Regions from separate parts of the Homo sapiens genome. Here region 2 is linked to region 1. Evidence: chromatin loops called from intact Hi-C (ENCODE). Cell type or tissue: IMR-90. All regions are shown on one strand.

The links. Hi-C counts contacts between places; a loop is a spot of excess contacts. Peaks named below come from ENCODE experiments on the same cell type or tissue, not always from the same donor. Only the 100,000 strongest peaks of a DNase experiment are listed, where the experiment ranks them.
Region 2: it touches region 1 in a loop (4-fold over the local background); 23 of 110 quality-filtered maps call a loop at or near these places.

What each region holds. Positions count from the first base shown.
Region 1 is chr1:218,476,726-218,484,725 of GRCh38, reverse strand. No RefSeq gene overlaps it. Among named protein-coding and RNA genes, the nearest start is that of LINC02869, 29 kb to the left of the region's middle. In IMR-90, no CTCF peak of the experiment used is centred here; DNase peaks (open chromatin) are centred at 3,905, 4,395 and 4,825; H3K27ac peaks cover 2,358 bases.
Region 2 is chr1:218,347,760-218,355,759 of GRCh38, reverse strand. The region is part of intron 1 of TGFB2 (transforming growth factor beta 2); the gene reads right to left. Among named protein-coding and RNA genes, the nearest start is that of TGFB2-AS1, 6.1 kb to the right of the region's middle. In IMR-90, a CTCF peak has its summit at 4,011; DNase peaks (open chromatin) are centred at 3,889, 4,599 and 7,519; H3K4me3 peaks cover 3,329 bases; H3K27ac peaks cover 1,728 bases.

The sequences.
Region 1 (8,000 bases):
GCATTGCGCTACAGCATCAGGGTCACCATAACAGAACTAGGCAGTAGAAATTTTTCATCCCCGTTACAATCTTATGAGACCACCATCATATATGCCTTTCATTACTGACTGAAACATCATTATGCGGTGCATGACTATACATATGTGTGTGTATAACTCTGAAATATAATTGGAAAAATAGCTAAAAGAAAATATAACTGCTATTCCTAATTAGTGAACTTGTAGGTGAAGCTTCTTTTGATGCCAATTTTTCCGTATTTTCCATAATTTTGACAAAATGTAATAATATTAAGTAGTAAGAAATAACATTTTTCAAGGAAGTTCGAGTAAGAAGTAATGGCAACCTGAGCTCTGATATTAGCAATAGGAATGAAAAGCAAAAACTTAGTGATGTAATATGGAAGATACGCATTTGGAATCCACAGATTATATTTATTTATTTATTTATTTATTTATTTATTTATTTATTGAGATGGAGTCTTGCTCTCTCACCCAGGCTAGAGAGCAGTGGTGTGATCTCGGCTTACTGCAACCTCCTCTTCCCAGGTTCAAGCAATTCTCCCACCTCAGCCTCCCGAGTAGCTGGAATTACAGGCACGTGCCATCACTCCTGGATAATTTTTGTATTTTTTAGTAGAGATGTGGTCTCAACATGTTAGCCAAGCTGACCTTGAACTCCTGGTCTCAAGTGATACATCTGCCTCGGCCTCCCAAAATGTTGGGATTATAGGCATGAGCCAACCGTGACAGGCCTGGAATCCACAGATTATTCAAATTCTTTCTGCATTTTGGCCAATGACATCAGTCTTCTCTGGTATCAAACCTTTCAAAATTCATATGCAAGGGACTATAAAGAATAGTGTTCAAGAGCATCAGCTCTGGAGTCAGATTGCTTGAGTTTGAATCCCTTTCTGCCACTGACTAGCTTGGTGACTTTAGGCAAGTCACTCTCTAAGCCTCAGTTTCTTCATCTTTAAAATGGGAGTGATAATACAAATTCATAAGGCTGTTGAAAGGACTGAATGAAGTCATACATTAAATCATTTAGTAAAATGTTATCCACATAGTGAAGACTCAGGAAAGGTTAACTGCTATTTTTATTATTATTATTATTTGTCTTGTTCAACCTCCAAACAAAGATCAAGTGAAAATGGGATCATCAGAGAGAAAGAAGAAATATCCATGGAAGTGGATAATAAAAACCACTGGGAGGCAGAGTCGCATTCATACACAGTCAATAAACTGAACCTCCTTTCTTGTCTCCAACACTAATCTGGTTATTCTCTTTTGTCCTTGACTGAACTTCAATTCTCTAACAGCTCCTGAAAGTTGATGATTATGCTGTTATCCACCTCGCCAGCCCATCCTCCTAAGTTACAAAGTACATTTTATTTCTTTATTCCTGTTTTTTTTTGAGATGGAGTCCTGCTCTGTTGCCCAGGTTGGAGTGCAATGGCTCACTGCAATCTCCACCTCCTGAGTTCAAGCACTTCTCCTGCCTCGGCCTCCCGAGTAGCTGGGATTACAGGCATGCGCCACCATGCCCAGCTAATTGTTGTATTGTTAGTGGAGACGGGGTTTCACCATGTTGGCCAGGCTGGTCTCGGACTCCTGACCCCAAGTGATCAGCCCACCTCAGCCTCCCAAAATGCTAGGATTACAGGCGTGAGCCACCGCACCTGGCCAACAAAGTACATTTGATTTCTGACTGTGTATATGGAACACTGACTAGAGGTCCTTGGACACTTGTTCTCACTCAGCCTTATGCCACAAAGTATTACGTGGATCTACAGATGTTCACCATGAAATAATAGAGTTGCATCACTGCGTTAAAGAATTTCCAAAAGATGCCAAAAGGAAGCAGAATTTCTTCCTCTTGGGGCCTTCTTGCATCACAGTGTGTACTTCAGGAATTAAAATAGAAGCTTTGTTGATTGAAAACTAAAAACCAGCCAAAAGGAAATAGTGCCTTTGTACTGTGACTTTTCTGGATCATAAAATACTCTTCGTTACTCATTACTATAAAACAGAGGCATTTCTGTTGTTAGTGTTGAAGAATTATGTACCTATCATCCAAAATATATTATTGACCTTCATTTATTCAATGGAAAAAGTGCCTTTCTTTTTTCTGCTGCTTTAAATTCTACCTTCCATTATCCCATACTTCCACTCTTCCTCCTCTCTGTGTTAATATATACAGCATAGACAGAAATGACTATCAAATAGAGTATAAAGTGATAAAATAAATTTGGGGCCGGGTGCAGTGGCTCACACCTGTAATCCCAGCACTTTGGAAGGCTGAGTCAGGTGGATCACAAGGTCAGGAAATCAAGACCATCTTGGCCAACATAGTGAAACCCCATCTTTACTAAAATACAAAAAAAAAAAAAAAAAAAATAGCTGGGCGTGGTGTCACGTGCCTGTAATCCCAGCTACTTGGGAGGCTGAGGCAGGGGAATCGCTTGAACCCCAGAGGCGGAAGTTGCAGTGAGCTGAGATCATGCCACTGCATTCCAGCCAGGTGAAAGAGCAAGACTCCATCTCAAAAAATAAAATAAATAAATAAATAAATTCGGACTAGGCACAGTGGCTCACACCTGTCATCCCAGCATTTTGGGAGGACAAGGCAAGCAGATCATGAGGTCAGGAGTTCGAAACCAGCCTGGCCAATGTGGTGAAACCCCATTTCTACTAAAAATACAAACATTAGCCCAGCGTGGTGGTGTGCACCTGTAGTCCCAGCTACTTGGGAGGCTGAGGCAGAAGAATCGCTTGAACCCAGAAGGCAGAAGTTGCAGTGAGCCGAGATCGCACCACTGCACTTCAGCCTGGGGGACAGAGCAAGACTCCATCTCAAAATAAATAATAGATAAATAAATAAATAAATAAATACATAAATACATAAATAAAATAAATTCATTTAAAAGTGTTTAAATGAGATCCACATATCTGCATATAAACCCATGTAGGCAAATACTCAAGCTAATTATGTAGTCTCATGGTTAAATTCTTCTTCCTTTAGTCATTAGATAAAGAAACTTATTTAGAGAGAAACCAGAAAAACTAACAATGGTACAGTAGCAGCTAGGCAGTTGAAGAGCCAGGAAAGGAATACGGGAGCCCTCCCTGCTTATCCTATTTAATTATTTCCCCACACTGTCCCCTTCAGAGCAATGATAACACCCAACCTTTCTTGGAAAGCACCACATTTTTCGGGCTATGTTTCTTTTGGAATTGTTCTGGAGACAACAACATGATTAAAATTTGAGGCAAGGGACAGACACAATATCTATCTGGTTGCTATTAGTGTTTTGGAAACTCCAAATGAAATACCGCTAGTTAGCAACTAGAGATGTTGATCAAACAATAGTTCCCCAGCCAACATAAAAACTAGTTGTATCCAGATGACTTTGCTCTCAAGCATTGGAATTTTGGGGCATGTGGGTAAAGCTTGGCTAATTATGATACTGACCACAGTAAAGCACACATATGTATGGCAAAACACTCATATATTGAATTTATGGCATGCCAGAGATAGCCATTCCATATGACACTACCAGCTTTATAAACCAAAACAACTTTGTCCCAATGTAGTAAACTGTTAGAGTTCGTGATAAATCATTGAACAATTAATCTATCTCACAGCCTGTCTTGCACTCCATTTTACAAACTGAGAATATACTTCAGGACTGAAAATATGGGAAAGCATTCAGATATGAATTGCTGAAATAACTACAAGGAAATCTCATTGCACACCATACAAGTTATGTTGACATGGAAGAATATCTCCCCATCAGTCTGAGTAAACTATTACATAACAGCTAAGCTATAATAAAATCCTGATTCCAAATCAAATAAGTCTCCCAGACTTCTAAAATGAGTCACCAACAGCTTTATAAACATACAAAATACTTGACAAGGAAGTCTCTGATAATTTTTCAGTAATTATGTCTGCAAATTGTTCCTTGCTGACATCATCATTAGAAATGGTTTCCCATAAGCTTGTATTGCCTCTTCACATCTGTTCATTAATCACTAATGCTTTGAATATTTCTATCATTATTAGGTAATTCACAGGGTTTACATGATTCCGCAGCACTCTTCTCAGTGGAATTTTTAATTAGTGGAATCAGTGTGATCAAAGCTGATATAATTATGGTCTCATGTTCCTTGCAGTATTTTTAGTGCAGATTCATGATGCTGACAAACCTTAATCCTAAAACAATATTTCAGAAACAAAGATGACACAGTTTCTAAACATCTTGAAAAAAAGTGCAAGGGAGAGAGAGGGGACAGAGTTGAGGGGTCACTAAGTTGACATATTTCGTGTTTAAAGACATTTCAAAGCACTGGCGTCATCTTTCTTTGTGTTGGACATGAGATTTGAAGTCCTGCTCTGACATGTGATTCACAAACCAGCCCTGAGCCAAGTATGAGTGTCAGATGCTGGGTTCTGCATACTGTATTGTCTGGCAATGAGTGTAGGAGAGAGGAAGAGCTAGCTACGCAAAGCAGTCCTGCTGCTCTAGAATAAAGAAAGAGCAGTCCCAGCCTGGCCACATGGGTTTATCCCTCAAAGGAGGGCAACACAGCAGAAAATGTAAGTCTTAGACCTGGGAAAGTTGTTGGGGACAAGAGGATTCCTTGGCCTAAACTATGCCATTATAATGGATGTGACCCAGAATAAACTAAGTCCTTGATCTCTCTGTAACTGTATTCATCCAGTGATAAACACTGGCTCCCTGGAAGCCTGAGAAAGCACAATATTTAGAGGAGTTCAAAATGTGTCTAAATGGAATTTGGATTTCTCCCTAAATGACCTGCGTGGTGGGCATGCCAGAAGCTTGCCACTGGAATGCCACTGGAATGAAGATGGTTGAACAAGCAAAGGAATAAGCACAGTACTTCCTGTTGAAAACAAAATTGCTATCTTTGTCAGGCCTGAAGCCTTCAGTTTAATACATAAAATAAATACTTGGGAAAGAGAAGATGTTTTCTATGGGAAAATGGAAGTTCTGAGGGTAAGATTTAGGTTAATACAAAATAAAAGCTTTCTATCATTAGAGCTATCCAACATTGTTGGATAGGGTTGACAAGCAAAGTAACAAGTATTTCACAACAGGAAGCTTTCCAGTGGAAACTGTGTGTGTGTGTCAAATAAGCAATTCATTTATTAATTTATTCACTCATAACACATTATTTATGAAGTGCTTATTAAGTAATCATAGGGTACAGAGAATGCAAAGATTGATAAAAATATAGCCCCTAACATAACATAGCCCAGGAGTTCACAAAACAATAGATGAGACACACACCAAAGCAGAATATTAAAACAATATAGTCAATAATAAGCTAACAAAATGACCCAGCTTTGGGACACACATAAGACCTGACTTCAAAAGGAGCTAGAGAAATAGACTGTATTCTTCCACTGGGCTTCTGAGTGGTTGATTTTCTGTGCTTCCAAAAAGACAGAGCTTCAGACCCATTGGTCATGTTAGTAGAAACTGATGCCCATCTCTTTAACTTGAAGAGAATCAGCAAGTTGGAATAATAGAAAGAGAATAGTAGAACAACCAGTGCTGCCAATAAAAGTGAATTGGTAGGGGAGAAAAAGATAAAGAAAATAGAAAGTGGTATTGGTAGACTCTTGGAAATCATGGTTTCCATAGCAAAAAGTTTGCTTTCTCTCTGCCTCTGACCCAGGAAATAAACACTTTCTCATGACCCTAATTACAGGATACTTCGAACTGTAGAAATTTGCAATGACAGGAAAATACACACACACACACCTGTTTCCATAAACTAACCATGGAAACTATTTAAAAACTGATAGTCATATAACCTATACCAGAATGTGTGACAATAACTTTTATACCCAAAGCATAGAATAAATATCAATAGAAAATAATTTATGCTGAAATAGAGTGAAAACTATTTATTTTATATAAGATCCCTGAGATAAGAAACCAAAAGCTGAGAACCATGAACCATTAGCAATTGTTTTGAGGAACTATGAAGAATATGAAAGGTGACAGAACACTGGAGAAGAAAAAATGTGGTTCCAGACCAAGCCCACCATGAGGTTCACGAATTAAGCAAGAAATAGGAACTTATTTCCTGTTCTGACAACTGAGAACTTTGACTGTTTGGGAAGGACAGTTGACAAGGTGAGTCATGATGTCCTTGTGGAGAAGATGAAGAAATGTGGGCTGAGATGACCAGTCCATGGGTGACTTTGTAACTGGTCGAATGACTGTATCCTAAGTGGGATGACTATGGAGGGCATTTAACATAGAAGAATTCTCAGAGTGAGCCATGGATGGCTCTTCCTCTGTCTTATGCCTTATCTCAGTCAACGTGTTTACCACTGAATTAAACGAGAATCCTGACAGTGTGTTGACTACATAGATACATAGAAAACAATAAGCTGAGAGGGATACCTGATTAGTTAGTTGAAAGAATTCTGTTCCAAAAGAAGCTTTGTCACTCTGGAGCAATGGGTATAATAGCTCTGAGTAGAAAATTCTGTAGCTGATCTAAAAATTCCAATTTCAAAAGTAAGCCAGGGTGAAATGAGATTCAAGAAGAGAATACTTGAAAGTAACGAGAGTTATATCACAATATACTGCCACTACTGAAAGCTATTATAATATGACATTTTCTGTAGTATTAAAAATATGATTGAGAAAGTAGAACAAAGACTAAGGTAGAAATGGAAAGTATGGTATGCAGGCTTTAGTGCAACACAAGGAAGAACTTTCCGATATTGAGAACTGTTTAACACCGTAATGGGTTTCTGGAGGAAAATCAGAGAGTACTGGAGTGAATTCTTCCTCTGTGACTATATAAAACTGTCTTGTCCAGTACAGTGTCCACTAACCACATATGGCTAGTTAGCACCTGAATTATGGCTGGTACCAATTGAGATGTACTTTAGTTGTAAAATACACTCTGAATTTTGAAGACTTGGTATGAAAAAGAGAAATATAAGGTATCTCACCGATGGCTGGGCACAGTGGCTCACGCCTGTAATCCCAGCACTTTGGGAGTCCAAGGCGGGCAGATCACGATGTCAGGAGATCGAGACCATCCTGGCCAACATGGTGAAACCCCGTCTCTACTAAAAATACAAATATTAGCTGGGCGTGGTGGCACGTGCCTGTAATCCCAGCTACTCAGGAGGCTGAGGCAGGAGAATCACTTGAACCCAGTTGGCAGAGGTTGCAGTGAGCCAAGATCGCACCACTGCACTCCAGCCTGGTGACAGAGTGAGACTCCATCTCAAAAAAAAAAAAAAAAAAAAAAAAAAAAGTGTCTTTGCTGATATGGTTTGGCTCTATGTCCCCAACCAAATCTCATCTGGAATTGTAATCCCCATGTGTCAGGGGCGAGACCTGGTGGGAGGTGATTGGATTATGGGGGCAGTTTCCCCCATGCTGTTCTTGTGACAGTGAGTTCGTTCTCAGGAGATCTGATGGTTTAAAAGTATGCAGTGGCTCCCCCTTATCTCTCTCTCTCTCCTGCTCTGCCATAGTAAAGAACTGTTTGCTTCCCCTTCTGCTATGATTATGTTTCCCGAGGCCTTCCAACCATGCTTCCTATTAGGCCTGCAGAAATGCCAGTCAATTAAACCTCTTTTCTTCATAAAATTACCCAGTCTCAGGTAGTTCTTTATAGCAACGTGAGAACAAAATAATACACTCATTAATTCTTATAATGATCACATGCTGAAGTAGTAATCGTTTGAACATATTGAGGTAAATATAGTATTAAAATCAATTTCACCTATGTCTGATTACTTATTTAACATGACTACTAGAAAATTTAAAATTACATATGTGGTTTGCTTTTTTGGCTCACATTCTATCTCTAGTGAACAGTTAGTAAAAGAGGCTAGACAATTCTAGATAGTTTGGGATGGGAGTTACATGCTGGATAAGGACTTGTCTCAGTCTCTAAGTCCCCTTCAGATTTCAAATTTTATGCTGTAGGTTAAA
Region 2 (8,000 bases), 130 kb after region 1:
AAGTCAATGAGATTCGATGAATAATAGCTGCTGTGGAAAGAAGGCCAGAAGCAGCTGCACCAGGTGCTTTTTCACACACATCATCCTTTACAACCCCTAGAAAGTCGATGTTCTTCTTTACAAATGAAGAAACTGAGGCTGGGCTAAGTGAAGGGGTTTCAAATCCAGCTGCAAAGCCGACAGTGGCAGAGCCAAGATCTGAATTCGGTAGGAAGCAACTTAAATATCAATGAGGCAGTTTTAATGACTTGCACTGAGAGAGCCAAGTTGCTAACCAAAACAGGACCACTCTTTAACAACTGCCACAGGCCTGGAGTAGGATTTCTTGTCTTTGATGTTACCGCTTCCATTTCAGCCTTTGAGATTCCTTTGGTACAATTCCCTTTTATTTATTCTCCTTTCTTTATTTAATGGGTCTGTCCAGCTCCAAAGTCATCATGCTCATTGTATATCATCTTGCCTTCCCAAATAAATTAATTCTCTGAAATAGGAATGCCCTATCAATAAAATTTATCAAAATTTTTGTGAGGAAAATGATTGCAGTTCAAAAACAAAACCAAGGCTGGGCACGGTGGCTCGGGCCTATAATCCCAGCACTTTGGGAGACCGAGGCGGATGGATCACTTGAGATCAGTTCGAGACCAGCCTGACCAACATGGTGAAACCCCATCTTGACTAAAAACACAAAAATTAGCTGGGCGTGGTGGCACATGCTTGTAATCCCAGCTAGTTGGGAGGCTGAGGCAGGAGAATTGCTTGGACCCGGGAGCCAGAGGTTGCAGTAAGCTGAGATGGTGCCACTGCACTCCAGCCTGGACAACAGAGCAAGGCTCTGTCTCACAAACAAACAAACAGAAACAACCAAAGTCTTAATAAATCACACTTTTTGTATCAATTAAGTGCAGAAATAAAAGTTGAATGTGTTAAGAGGCAAGAAAAAAAAACCCAGGTTGTGTGCTTCAGAGGTATATTTTCTCAGTGCTTGTGAATGTAATTCTTGTTAACAGAGGAGAGCCACCATTCTTCCATGGATGTATTACATCATTTATCAAGAAGGCAAGAAAGGTCATGCTCTCTATTTCCTGGGCTCTGTATTAGGGCTCCTATTACCTGTGGTGGCTGAAAGTCTAATTTCCATAACACATCACTAATAGAAATAGCTATTTCCATTTCCTCAGCTGTCAAAGGGACAGTATGAGTATTAACCTCATAGGATTGCTTGTGAGTATTAAAGAGTACATATATGTAAAATATTTAAAACTATGCTTGGTTTATAAGTCTTCAATAAAGGTTAGCTATGCTTGGCCTGTAAAAAGTCCTCAATAAAGGTTAGCTTTAATCATCATTATCACCACCTTCATTATTATCTGAGAATTGGAAACAGAAAATATTATGGTTATGAGAATCCCTGTGCTCTTTAGCATAGTGACATGACCCATCAGACACATTTTCCCTGATAATGAAGGTCAGAACATTTCATCTCTCCGCATCTCCTGGCCCTGACACCTCTTTGAACTCACAGATTCTTCTTCTTCCTGTAGTTCAATCTCATTCTGTAAAGGGAATGCTCATCCATTTGTCAAACATTCCTTGATCAAACACAATATGCTAAGTTCTATAAGAATATAGATAAGTTAGACTTGATTTCTGTTCCTGGGGCAGTCTACAAACCAATGAAGAAGACAGCCCAGAACAGAGTTAGATCTTACTAAGATCAAAAGAAAAGAGGGAGAGATAGAGATAACCATCAGTATAGTAAGAGTGCAAAGGAAGAGCTAATTAAATAAGACTAGGACAATCAAGGAAGGTTTTCTAAGGAGGTGGCATCTGACTAAGCCCAGAAATATTTTGTTTTATTTTGTTATGTTTAGAGACAGGGTCACGCTCTGTTGCCCAGGCTGGAGGACAGCGGGGCAGTCATAGCTCACTGCAGCCTCAAACTCCTAGGCTCAAGCAATCCTCCTGCTTCAGCCGCCCAAGTAGCTAGGACTACAGGCACATACCACCAGGCCCAACTAAATTCTCTGTAGAGACAAGATCTTGCTATGTTGCCCAGGCTGGTCTTCAACTCCTGCCCTCAAGTGATCCTCCCGCCTCAGCTTCCTAAAGTGCTAAGATTATAGGCGTGGGCCACCACACCAGGCAGAAGGATTTTTAAAGGTGTGAAAAGATAGATCTCTATGTAGAAGAAACAGCATAAACAAAGACCCCAGAGGCATGAAAATAAATGGCCCATTTGGGTAAAGGCAAAGAGGACAATGTGACTGGAGTATAGTTTTCATGCAGGGATTTAGTGAGAGGAGGGGCTGAGCAAGGAGGAGGGACCAGACCCTGAAAGGCCTGAATCTAATTGCCTAAACTCTCAGGCCTTCTCATAGGAGAACTGGATAGTGCCAGACATGGTGAATTACCAACCCTATGTTCTCTGTTTCCAGCCCCATCCCATCCCTGCCCTGAAGTGTCAGAGGCCACCTAAGGAACAAACTGAGTGAGCAAAGGAAAGAGATCCACTGAGTGGAACTATCGCAAAGGAAAAGAATGAGCTGGAGGTTCCAAGACATCCGAGGTTAATGGAAGTGGTTCCTGGGGTATCGCTCATAATCACATTTTCATCTCCCTAAAATCCAGACCCTCTCTTAAAATCAATGGCATGATCACTGAAGTGATATTTTTTTCTTAGTGGCACATAAAATAATGGTATACCCTGAAGTCAAAGGCATTTGAGACTCAGAGAATTGCTGCCAGGCAAAGAAGACCTACTCCATGCCAGAGCAGCTGCACTAGGTGCTTCTTCACATATGTCATCATCAATCCTTACAACCCTAGAAGGCCAGTGTTACTTTCTTCATCTTTACAAGGGAAGAAACTGAGGCCTGGTTAAGTAAAGGGGGTGCTGTCTCCCACAAACTCAGTAGAGTATCAAATGGGACATGATATGTGAGCACTCGACCATCCATCCATGCAGACATTCCATCACAATGAAGGAAAAGAAGGCAATTTAGAGATGGTAGGGAAGAGGCCAAGGGGCAGTTTCATTCAGAGTCAAGACCACCAAGCCAATTCAGGAAGTAAGGTAGTGGTGAGAGTGTGGGGCACTTAAACACCCACTTCTGGATATCAGCGCTTAGAAAAGAAACAAAACAGCCAACCATCAAAAGCAGCTTGTGGTTGTAGCATGATGCAAATTTATTCCAAACAAATGACAGAAGCAAACTTTTCAGTCTAAACAAACCCATCAAAGAATCCCCTAACATATTATTAAATCTAAAATAAAATACCTGGAGAACGTTGAATTCCCAGGTTAAAAACTATCATTGTTTAAAGGATATTTTTTAAAATGAAAGCACACATATGCCTTCAAAATGACAATGGGCATTTGTTTATCTCGGGCAGAGCCACATTTCATCAAGCTGTGCAGAATCTGCAAAATGGAATCCACCCTTGAGCAGAAGCGCTGCCTAAATAGAGCAAGCACATCTGGCAAATCCAAATCCTCTCTCCGGGAGCCCATCAGTACCGGAAATGCTACATCAAGATAGCGGAAGGGGCTATTTCCAGAGCTCTTCCATGCAGTCTCTTGCTCGGCTGCTCACCTTACTCCTGAACCTATAATGGGGCGGGGTGGGGTGGGGGTGCTGTGGGCAAGGGGCAGGGGGAGGCGGGCTGGAGTGGCAGTGGGCCAGAGTCCCACTCCAGTGGTGACCCTGCACACCTCTCCCAGGGCCAGGAGCCTCCACTCTAATTTCTCGAACCTTCTAAATATGCAGCCTAAAGTGTGTTGTAATCTCTGGGCGAAGGCCTACAAGTCAGTGAACTCCTTGGTTCTAACCCAGATTTGATGTGGGTTCAACAGTGAGTCATTAGCCCTTTTTTCACATCTCAGTTTCCTCTAGGAAAAACGATCTGTCATTCTTTCATATCTTTATATGAAAGATGCTGCGACTAGGTTACATCACCATCTTTTCACCAGGGAGAAATCATTCAAAAAGTGCAACTCCTCGAGTAGACCACAGGGGTTGCTGTGGAGACGCAGTGGGCTCCCCCAACCCCTTCCTTCTGTGAGGTGGAGAGGTCCCCACCTGCCCCTCAACCTCTGCAAAGCCCCTCTTTCATCGGGTGGGGTCTCCTCAGGAGAGGCATAAAGCTGGCTGGCCTCACTTGGCAACAAAGACGACCCAACTGCTTTCGTTATAAATAGTATACTTCTTTGAGAGGTTTTTCTAGTCTTTGAAAAGTAAAAAAAAGAGGAAATCCTGAAGGAGGAGCATGTGACCTAACTTAAATGTAACCACAATTAGACACTAGAGTTAGTACAAGCAACGATGCAATAAAAAAGGGAGAATTAAAGTTTGGTCTGTTGTATATTAATAACTCAATCATTCTGGAAGTCAAGAAGTTCAAGTCTGTCTTTGATACGCTCTCTTTTTCTTTCTGTTTCTATCTCATACACCCACATGCAAACACACACATAGAGAATCCTAAAAAATAAAATAGTAAAAATGCTTACTACATAAAGCAAAAATACCACTACGTTCCAGCAATCGCTAACATTTTCCTTCATTGGGCAAGTGGCCAACAGACCAGCAACTTGTATATAGAAAGACATATTCATGAATTGAATGCTAAGTCACATTCCCCAAAACCATAGTGTCATTGGTATTCATTCTACATTCCACAATTTAACTTGGAAAATTACAGAGGAAATAGAAAAGGAGATTGCTTCATGTTAAATGTTTAACACTCATGTGAAACAACTACAAAGGGAATCTCATTGTGATTTTTCAGGCTGTATATTTTTAGTGTATCTACTTCAAAATGGTAGAATAAATCAAGATGATTATTTACTTTCTTCCATTGCCTAGCTTGGAGATTCCACTCTTTGTTAACACAAACTGCTTATTTCCCTTGCAAGGGGAATCCATGATAATTCCTCACTTCTTTTTTCTCTGTTCTAACATCACACTGCTGCTGACTGAAGCTAGTAATGGATAGGTCAACACCATCACTTAAGCTAAATAAATGGGAAGTTTTGATGTCTCTAATTTAGGGGCTTTAAGACCACAAAAAATAAAGTACATACTGTATACAATGGTCTAATCCACACTCCATTTAATTAAGATAACTGTCTGACTATCCTCCTATTCAGTATTCTCATTTGAATATGCTTTGATCATAAAGATATTTTATTTTTGTTATTATTTTCTAAATGGTACTGTTAACAGAATTCAGTAACCCCCAACAAATACCAGGGCTCCTCAACAGAGGCATTACTGACATTGTGGTCAGGATAATTCTTTGATGTTGGGAATGGGGGGTTGCCCTATGCATTATAGGATGGTTAGAAACATCCCTGGCTGACCCACTAAATACCGGTAGCACCCCTCCACCTCCAGTCATGACAACCCAAAGTGTCTCTGGACATTGCCAAACGTTCCAGTGGGAGTAGGGGTGCGGGTGTTGGGGGGAGTACAAAATCACCAGGGTTAGAACCACAACATGTGCTGATTGGTTACAATGAAAAAGGGAGAGAAAAGAAAGAAAATGAAACGTTGTGTCTCTTCCTCTTTTTGATTGTCGGACTCTCTACAGATTCTTACATGTCAATTATTTGAATTCTTCCTGTGTATAACTGAATCACCCTTTCTAAGTTTCTAAAACCTTGTGCAGCATCTTTCGAATAGATGTGCCTCGAACTTCAAATGGATTGTTAAACTACTAGAGGTCCACTAATTCCCAGTGGGCAAACTATCGGTAAACCTTAGCATAACTCCACTTCGAGTCTTAAACTAACAGCACGTGAAAAGATCAATATGAATAAATTCAAAACTAATCAGACCCCTTCTTTAAATGTTGACACAGTATTATTTATATCCCATAAATACATTCTTGACTAAAATTCATCCTAGGAGATTGGCACCTGGCCAGTTCTATTCATATTTACTGTATTTATATAGTATACTTGGCCAAGGATAATATTTAAGACAAAATATGCCTCAGGGCATATACAATATCTCTTATATTTTTACTTTTAAATCTCCACATTGCTAAAAATATGTAGTCTGAACTTTATAAAATGTCCCACAAAGGGCTATCAGCAATCTGTAATGATATATAGCTCATTGAGTATAATTAGAGCATATTTGTAATACTTGAGCTGAAGTCACTCCCTGAACGCTAATAAGTTGATGGTAAAAAATGAACCAGTGATCTTTCCCATGGCTTCATCTCTGGGGCTTATGACCCTCGCCAGATTCACTGCAAGGAATGACAGGCACACTCCCTCCCCACAGCCACTTCAGTGACAGCTGAGTTAAAAGTTAGGCAGAAAAGTCCTAAAGAGGGAAAGCTGGTATATAAGCCAATGCTGTACTTTCAATTTGCTTTTTAAAAATATGGTTTTTTTCTTTTTTTCCTTTTTTTTGGAAGGGTTTGCTATATTCCAGTATAACTAAAAAGTGCTGGAAAATCAGTTAACCTATTTTCTATAAAATTATCCAGTCCTTGCACAGTAGTATCGAACCTGCTATTAATATGGCTTTCTGCTCCTAAACTTCCATACAGAATACAGACTTTTTAAAGCCTGTATTCTTTGTATGAAAACTGGCAGTATATTTTATTTATCTTGGACGTATCGGAGGTTTTCATTTATTTGGTGGCTGGGGTGAAATGGAAAGGAGAATCCACACATTGATGTTAAATGCCATACTCTGAAATCCTCCTAATAATCTAGGAATTTTTCCAGTTTGTTGATGACCATGACCCTGGGTTGGATCATCTCAGCTCTTCAGACTGAAGTGTGCTTCAGAGAACAAAGAACTAATGCCCTCTTGGGTTACTTGCTCTCTCCACACCTATTCAGTAAATGGGATCAGAGCTCCTTTCTGTGTTATAGAAGTGCTGGCAGTTTATTAGACCTTTTGCATATAAACATTGAAAGATGAGTTATTCAGGTTCTACATAACATACTTTCCGCTCTGCCCAAATACCGGTAGAACCGATGCACATGCTAGAGAAAGCAAACTGACTGAACTCCTTGTTTGTCTCAATGGTTTTGGACTAATTACAATGAACTTTCTTTCCTAATATCTCCTTGGCTCCACCCCAGATAGAAAGCTTTACTTCCCAAAGGGGATAACCAGGGGTGGAGTGTATTTATCACCGCTGTTGCGGATAGTGCCATAATTACAATAATAAAATCATCCTGCTTGCCAGAATTCTCTGCATCTGTTCTGCTATTGAACAAGAACAGGAGAAACTGCAGCAAAATAAGGGTCACTAGGAAGACTGGGGTTAGATACATGGGCTGACTTCTGAGACCATCAAGTACAAGACATGGCAGGTCACATAGCTAGGACTTGTCAAACTAAAAATAAATATTAAAAAAGAAAAGCACCACCCTGCAACTAGAACCTTTAAGAGAAAATTACCAAGATGGCTATATTATCTATTTAGGCAAGACACAGAGACTTTGCAAAGGCAGCCAGCAAGTATACAGGGCATGGAAAGGGGAGGAGAGAAATGAGCAACCAATGAAAAGTTTATGACTTGGGATTTGGAATACACAAATGTTGAAGAGGTTCCCCCCACCCCGCCCCCACTTTTCTTTTTCTTCTTCCTGGTATTTAACCCTCTCAGGTATCAAGTGGATGCTGCTGCCCCTTTTCTTTCTTTCTTTCTTTTTTTTCTTTTTTTAAGAACTCTGAAATCATTCTACACTGTCTGTTCCCTTCCTCTGCAATAAATCATTTCACTCCTATTGCTACTGTATGCCAGCTGGTTTTGAGGACACTGTTCTCAGAGAAGCCAGTAAAAAAAAAAAAAAAAAATACGGCTGTCGTCTACTCTGAGTTTTAGGAATGCATTGAAGTAACTGCAGGAAGCCTACGAAAAGGCAGGAGCAGGATAACAGACCCGTAAGAAAAATGATCTGCTACACTGGAGATGTGAAGAAGGCAGGTTTGAGTGTATTCTGAAAAATAACGTGAACAAAACCTTTTAAA